Regions from separate parts of the Homo sapiens genome. Here region 2 is linked to region 1. Evidence: chromatin contacts called from ENCODE Hi-C or POLR2A ChIA-PET data. All regions are on one chromosome and are shown on one strand. Each heading gives the region's core, a stretch centred on a gene start or an enhancer-like site at or near the end of the contact. The rest is flanking DNA. Distances are from core to core; before and after follow the strand shown. Region 1 holds the start of FGFR4 (fibroblast growth factor receptor 4). Region 2 holds the start of GRK6 (G protein-coupled receptor kinase 6).

What was found. Hi-C counts contacts between places; a loop is a spot of excess contacts on that map. ChIA-PET counts read pairs that join two places held with the same protein, here RNA polymerase II (POLR2A). Pooled maps may share reads with other maps.
Region 2: a map of naive thymus-derived CD4-positive, alpha-beta T cell shows a loop between it and region 1 (31-fold over the local background). The contact joins the promoter of GRK6 here to the promoter of FGFR4 in region 1. A Hi-C loop is called at or near these places in 1 of 168 maps with a recorded cell type or tissue (naive thymus-derived CD4-positive, alpha-beta T cell), 1 of 37 single-sample maps with no recorded cell type and 4 of 50 pooled maps. POLR2A ChIA-PET finds 5 or more read pairs at or near these places in 1 of 52 experiments (Panc1).

The regions. Positions count from the first base shown.
Region 1 is chr5:177,085,017-177,088,541 of GRCh38, forward strand. FGFR4 (fibroblast growth factor receptor 4) reads left to right here and starts at 1,899. Exons shown (of 18, transcript NM_213647.3): 1 at 1,899-2,061. RefSeq lists silencers at 1,510-1,559, 1,810-2,269, a promoter at 1,780-1,999 and an enhancer at 1,965-2,415.
Region 2 is chr5:177,424,694-177,428,218 of GRCh38, forward strand. GRK6 (G protein-coupled receptor kinase 6) reads left to right here and starts at 1,983. Exons shown (of 16, transcript NM_001004106.3): 1 at 1,983-2,204. The coding sequence starts at 2,153. RefSeq lists enhancers at 1,067-1,236, 1,657-2,196 and a silencer at 1,907-2,556.

The DNA of each region.
Region 1 (3,525 bases), core at 649-3,148:
GCTGGCCTCGAACTCCTGAGTTCAAGCGATCCTCCCGATTCAGCCTCCCACAGTGCTGGGATTATAGGCATGAGCCACCATGCCTGGCCTCAATTATTTTCTGATTTATCTTTGGGAGGAGACCATTCTTTCGCTTAAGAAGAAAAAGAAAAAAACAATTTTAAGTCTCTTTAATGGGCCTTACAGTTATGCAAAGATATGCCACTATCCCTTTGGGAGTGAGGGTGGAAAGAACTAGACTTGCCTGCGTAACAATGAGAAAGGAAGTTGCTTCTTAAGACAGGGTCTACACTAGCTAGAGGGGACAACCAGGACCTGAGCCTCAGACAGGGTCTCGCTCCATAGCCTGTTGCCCAGGCTACAGTGCAGTGGAGCGATCACGGCTCACTGCTGCCTCGACTTCCTGGGCTCAAGCAATCCTCTGGCCTCAGCCTCCCAAGTAGCTGGGACCACAGGTGCACCCAGCCCATTTCCCTTCCTCTCAAGGTGCCTTAAGAGAAGGAGAAGGCTTGAGATTCAGGTGAGGGATGGGCAGAGATCAGAGGCTGCCTGGCCTCCTGGTTTGGCCACAGTCTAGATGCTCAGGAGAGAAGTGCTTACAGGTGAGGCAAACATGAGCCAGGTGGGCACGGAGCTATCTGGGAGCACCTACTGTATGCCAGACACTTGAACTCTAATGGTGAGGTCTGAGGACACAGTTCCTCTACTGAAAAATAGAGACAGGGCAACTATGTTGCCAGGGCTGGCCTCACACTCCTGAATTCAAGCTGTCCTCCTACCTCAGTCTCCTAGTAACTAGAACTACAGGCACCCGTCATTGTGCCCGGCCATTCCACAGCTATTTACATAATTAACTGTTCAGTTACAATTCTGGCAAGCGTGCTGAAGAAATAACAGGTCCTAAATAATTACAGCTAGTATTACAAAGCAAGCGCTGCATGCCAGGCTTACACATACTGCTAACATGTCTACTTTTTGCAACAACCTCTTGTGGGTGAGACTATCATTTGCCTGTTTTACTGAAAGGACAGTGAAGACTGAGGCCTTGTGTGATGGTGCTGAGAGCTGGGCCTATGACGTCCAGCCCTGTAGTCTGTGCTCTGAACCACTTCACCCTGTTTCTTTCTCCATCCTCACAGTAGAGACGTCATCTAAGAGGAGCTTGCAAGTCCAGAGGGCTTCCTGAAGGAAGTGAGCTGAGAATAATATGAAATTAACCAGACCAAGGGCCATTCCAGGAAGAGAGAATGGTACGTGAAACTGCCCAGGAGTAGCAGGGTGGGAGCCAGGAGGCGTGGGTCATGGCAATCTATGTATAAAGAGCTATGGGAATCTATAGGAAAATTTAAGGGAGTGGCTGACACAGTCAGATTTGTGTTGTAAGTATCACTCCGCAGGTTGCGCAGGGAACAAATGAGGGAGCAGAAGGAAGGGGTTCTCCTATCCGCTGCACGGCACTGCGCAGAAGACAGGGGAGCCAGGCATTCCCTGAAGGGTGAAAAGCAAGGAGTAGAGCTGGGTAGTAGACTAGAATTTAGGAGCCTGGCCTGGGGCCTGGGTGGGGCGAAAGAGGCGGAGCCTGAATGGGGTGTGTATAGGGGGGTTGCGTGTAGGGGTGTGTGTATAGGCTGGGGCGGGGTCCCGGGAGTGGGCTGACTGGGTCGGGGGCGGGGCTCTCCAGGTGGGCGGGGATCTTGGCCACCCCTGGCCACACCTCTCTCCGGCTCGAGCTGGTCTAGGCGGGGCGGGCCCGAGGGGGTGTGGCAGGAGGTGGGCGGGCCCGGGTGGGGGGGGGGGGGGCGTGGAAGGAGGGGCGGGCCCGAGCAGGAGGGGGCGGGCCCGAGGGGCGGGGTGGGACAGGAGGTGGGCCGCTCGCGGCCACGCCGCCGTCGCGGGTACATTCCTCGCTCCCGGCCGAGGAGCGCTCGGGCTGTCTGCGGACCCTGCCGCGTGCAGGGGTCGCGGCCGGCTGGAGCTGGGAGTGAGGCGGCGGAGGAGCCAGGTGAGGAGGAGCCAGGTGAGCAGGACCCTGTGCTGGGCGCGGAGTCACGCAGGCTCGAGGTGAGCCGGAACCCTTGTGGGCCCGGGCTGCGCTCCCAGCCGCCAGGGGGCGAGAGGCGGCGGGGCTACGGGGACTGCCCCTCCCGGCGCAGGGGACCTGGGCGTCCGCCGGGCGGCAGGGGGTGGAGGGGGCGGTAAATCAGTAACCCGCAGTGCACACAGGGCCTTTTGTCCCGCTCCGTCCAAAGAGCACCCCGGCCGCGGAGCTGGTTACTCATTGCCCACCGAGGCGGGGGCAGGCTGGCCCTGTGCAGCTACCCTCGGGACCCATTGATTCGCACCTCCCCCCAGGCTGGCCCGGCAAGGGTGGGGGAGGACAAGCGCGCTTGTCCCTGCGGCTGTCTTCGCGCCGGCGGCAGAGATGAGGGACCTGAGGCCCCGAAAAGTTCAGTCACTTAGTGCCCGGGGGCCTCCAGCGCGAGTGCGGGAGGCTGAAGGAGAACCCAGGACTGTCTGATGCCTAAGGCAGGCCCTCCATTCCCACGTGGGGGGTGGTCGGTCAGCGGTCAGCAGCCATGGGTGACTCGACTAAGGACTCTGATATCAGGGCAGCCTGGGGTAGGAATAAACTCCCCGGGCCTCCCCACCCACTCCCAGCCCAAGCTGTGTACCCAAAGAGCTGCCCTCCCTGCCAAGCCGAGCTTGGTAGGGAGTTTTACCAAGGAGGATCCGACTGGATTCGAGAGTTGAGGTGGGCCAGAGACAGCAGTATCTGAGTCAGGTAGAGAAGAGCAATGAGGGGCACAGAGGGATGGGCAAGAGAGCACATGTGCCCAGTTTTGAAAGCCAATGGCTTCAGCGCTCCTGAAGGGGCAGACGGTGTGACCAAAGAGATAGGCAGCGGCAGAGAGGGAGCCCTAGGATGTTGAGCTGGATCCTGCTGGGCACAGGTAGCCATTAAGGGCTTGCAAGCTGGGGGGCATGACATGGCAGACTTGCAGGTTTTTTTGTTTGTTTTTTTATTTTATTTTATTTTTTTATTTTGTTTTTTTTGAGACGGAGTCTCACTCTGTCGCCCAGGCTGGAGTGCAGTGGCGCGATCTCGGCTCACTGCAAGCTCCGCCTCCCGGGTTCGCGCCATTCTCCTGCCTCAGCCTCCCGAGTAGCTGGGACTACAGGCGCCCGCCACCGCGCCCGGCTAATTTTTTGTATTTTTAGTAGAGACGGGGTTTCACCGTGTTAGCCAGGATGTTCTCGATCTCCTGACCTCGTGATCCGCCCACCTCGGCCTCCCAAAGTGCTGGGATTACAGGTGTGAACCATCGCGCCCAGCCGACTTGTAGTTTTTTAAAACTCTGCTGGAAGATGAAGGTTGAAGAGCCGAGGGAGAGGATGTTTCCAGAGGCCCATGCAAGAGATGGCCATGACCTGCCTTGAGAAGGGGCAGGGGAAGCCAGATGGACTGGAAGTGGAGTGGCAGTGACCAAGGAGGAGGAGGTGTGATAGGCTTCCCACGCAGGGTAG
Region 2 (3,525 bases), core at 733-3,232, 340 kb after region 1:
TACCCCTCTGTCCAGAAGGCTCTTTCCCTCCCTACTCCAGTAACCTGCACATTTTCACTGAATCTTCAGATTTCACTTGGACACAACAGCCTTCACTAAGTGAGGTACCTGCCCTATGTTCCACTGGGCCCTGGGTTTCCCTTTTTTTTTTTTTTTTTTGAGACGGAGTCTCACTCTGTTGCCCAGGCTGGAGTGTATTGGCACGATCTCGGCCCACTGCAAGCTCCACCTCCCAGGTTCACACCATTCTCCTGCCTCAGCCTCCCAAGTAGCTGGGACTACAGGTGCCCGCCACCATGCCCGGCTAATTTTTTGTATTTTTAGTAGAGACGGGGTTTCACCGCATTAGCCAGGAGGGTTTCCCTCTTTTAAGGTACTTAACTCCCTAGATCCTAGATCCATCCACTTTTCTCCGTCTCTATTGCCACCTTGTAGGTCCAGGCCACCACCATCTCTTTACTGGAATTCTGTAAACTCCTGACTGCTCTGCTTCCACTCTTGGCCCCCTAGGAATCCACCAGAGTGATATTTTTAAAATATAAATCATTCTTTCAAATGTTTCACATTTCACTTAGCAAAAACACTTCAGCCTCCTGGACGTGTTCACAGTCCTCCATGACCTAGCTAGTGCCTTTGCTCCTTCTGTCTCATCTCAGACCACTGGGCCCAGAAGCTGCGGACGCCTTCTCCTATTCCCTGAACACACCACTTAGTCTGGCTTAGAGCCTCTGCGTTTGCTGTTGCTTCTACTGGATCCGCTCAAATGTCACACCCTGAGAGTGTCACACACTCTCTTAACGTCCGAAGAGCAGTTGTCACTCTCTGAAACCATCTATTTGTTTATTTACAGAATAATTACCTTTATCTCACCCTGCCCTCACTTGCTCCCTCCACTTCTAGCAAGTAAGCAGGGAGCCTGGCTATCTTGCTGCCATCACTGTGTTCTCCAGCACCTGGCTTGGTGCCTGGCACAGAGGTGTTGCTCTGTATTTTCGGATGAATGAATGCATAGGAACTAGAGAAGCCTAGATGGATCCGGCTCTGCCTTACTCGCGGAGTTTGGGCAAGCCTGTTTCCTGCTGCGTGAAGTAGGGGGTGGAGGAAGCGGGGTGTTAAGCTACAAGGTGTTGATTAGCTGTAAGATTTCAGCCTTGTTTTCTCCGTAGTCTTCGGGCTGGAGCCAGCCACTTGACGTCCGGCGCCTCAGCTCCCCACCTGTATAATGGGTGTGAACTCATCCCGAGGTCTAGGGGTGGTAGCGCTGCCTTATAAGGCGGCAGAGGCCGAGGGAAGGCGAGGCCGAGTGGGTGGAGAGAAATCACAACATCCGGCTGCGGGGGCTGGGCGGGGCGCCTGCGGCGACCGGGCAAGAGGTCGGGGAACGGCTGCGAGGCCGCAGCCTCCTCCCTGTCTCTCCCTCTTTCGATGTGCGCCCTCCTGATTGGGGCCGACCCAAGGGAATACGGCCACACAAGTGGACCAAACAAACTCGCTGCCAGCCCGCAGGAGGCCCAGGATACGGAGCGCGTCCCCGACAAAACCCTAGAAAAGCCGTCTGCGAGCCAAAGGCCGCCGGGCCACACCTTCAGGCGACGACCCAATCAAAATGCAGTACTTGAGATGACGGACGTCTTCTTCACCCAATCACATATTCGGCCTCCTGGGCGTGCCCCAGAGTACCCACCTCCATTGTCCCGGCTGAGGGCTCGGCCCTAATTGGCAGTTTGGTATCCTACGAAAGCCTAGAAATTCGAACCTAGGGGCTGAACCCCGCCCTCAGACCAACCAGGAAGAGGTGACGTGATTGGTCCCGCCCCCGTACTTCTTTGAGCGAGTCCCCAGCTGGGGGGGCGGGGGAAAAAATGAAGAGGAAGACTAATGGGAAGACGGCGCGGGGAGCTTCTGCCCGGTGATTGGTCAAATGAGGTAAACAGAGGGCGGGGCAGGGCGGGCCAGCGCCGGGGTGGCCCCCGGGAGGGGGCGGAGAGTGCGCGGCTGGCTGCGGCGGCCGGGGAGGCCGGGGAGGCCGCGGCGCGGTCACTGCGAGCCGAGCCGAGCCGCGCCGAGCCGCGCCGATCGCCATCCGGCCTCGGCACTCGCGCGCGATCCCGGCCGGCGGCGCGGCCCGGCGGGCCAGGCGGCGCCACAGCCCATGGAGCTCGAGAACATCGTAGCGAACACGGTGCTACTCAAGGCCCGGGAAGGTGAGGCGGCCGGGTGGGCGGCCGGGCCCGGGTGCGTGGAGCGCGAGTGCGCTGCGTCTGAGCTCCGCAGGGCTACCCAGCCGTCGGATCCCCTAGGCCCGCGGGCCCTGCGCCTTACACCCCGCCCAGACACGAGCCTTTCCGGCCCGTCGTCTTCCTCCTCCGCACCTGCCCCCGGGATTCGGGGCCCAGGAAGGGGCGGGGGTCAGGCCGCCGCCCTCGCGGCGGGTGGGGGTGAAGGAGTGAAAGAAGGTGAGACGAAGAGGGAAGGGTGGGACCGGAGCCCCAGGAGAGCCTGTCTGAGAGGCAAGCCTCCTCCAGGGGAGAGGTGTAAAGATGCCCCACGTGCCAGGGGCCCAGACCCCAGCACCCTAGCCTAATCCCGCGCAAAGTTGGCGATAGGTAAAGCTGGAGAATGAATAAACGGACCCTCTGCGTAGCACAGCCCACCTGACTTGGGGAAACTCCTGGCCACAAATGCTACTTATAGGACTGCCACTTGCTCCGTGCCTCAGGACACTGAGGGCAGAGGTGAATGGATATTTGCCCTCAGGGAGCCCATGGTCTAGTGGGGCTAGCGGACACAGAAAGAAGTGGGAGCAGAGCATGCTGCTCTGTCAGTATTGTAAGCTCAGAGGTCTGGCTGGGGAAACCAGTCTGGTGGACCGAGTGTGTGTGTAGCTCCTCGTGGCTCCCACCCCAGATGTTATCAGGCACTTGCTCTGTGCAGGTCCTGGGAGACACAGAAGGACCAGATCGGGTCCTCACTGCCTTGTGGTCAGTCTGCCCCCACCTGCCACACTCCACCTCAGTAACATGATCACTGACCACCCACTCTGCCCCACCTTTTCCAGGGTGCTGGGGAAGCAGCAGTAAACAAGACCCATCTTTTTGGAACTCCAGGGCAAGGAGGGAGATTGTGACAGTTTTTCCACCCTTTGCTGGGCTTCCAGGCTTAAAAAGTCATCTGCTTCACCTTTCTACCATATTTTACATGTGGGAAGCTGAGGCTCAAACCAGGGATTAGCATCAGTCACACAGCAAGATTGTGATTGACTCGGGCCTAAGACACAGGATGACCGGCACAGTCTATAGGAAGCCCAGAGGAACTTTCAGCTGGGTGCTACACCTGGCACCCCGTGCCCACCAAGTGCTCTGGCGAGGTGCAGCCCAGAAATGGCATGGCAGGCTGGGTCCTCATTGCCTGGGGAGCCTGTCTTATCCCCTGTCCCTTATCGAGCCCATGGGCTAGGCCTTCCTCCCAGCCTCTGGGGGCATCTGCCGATTCTGTTCTGCCTCGTCATCCAACCAGCCAGGGAGG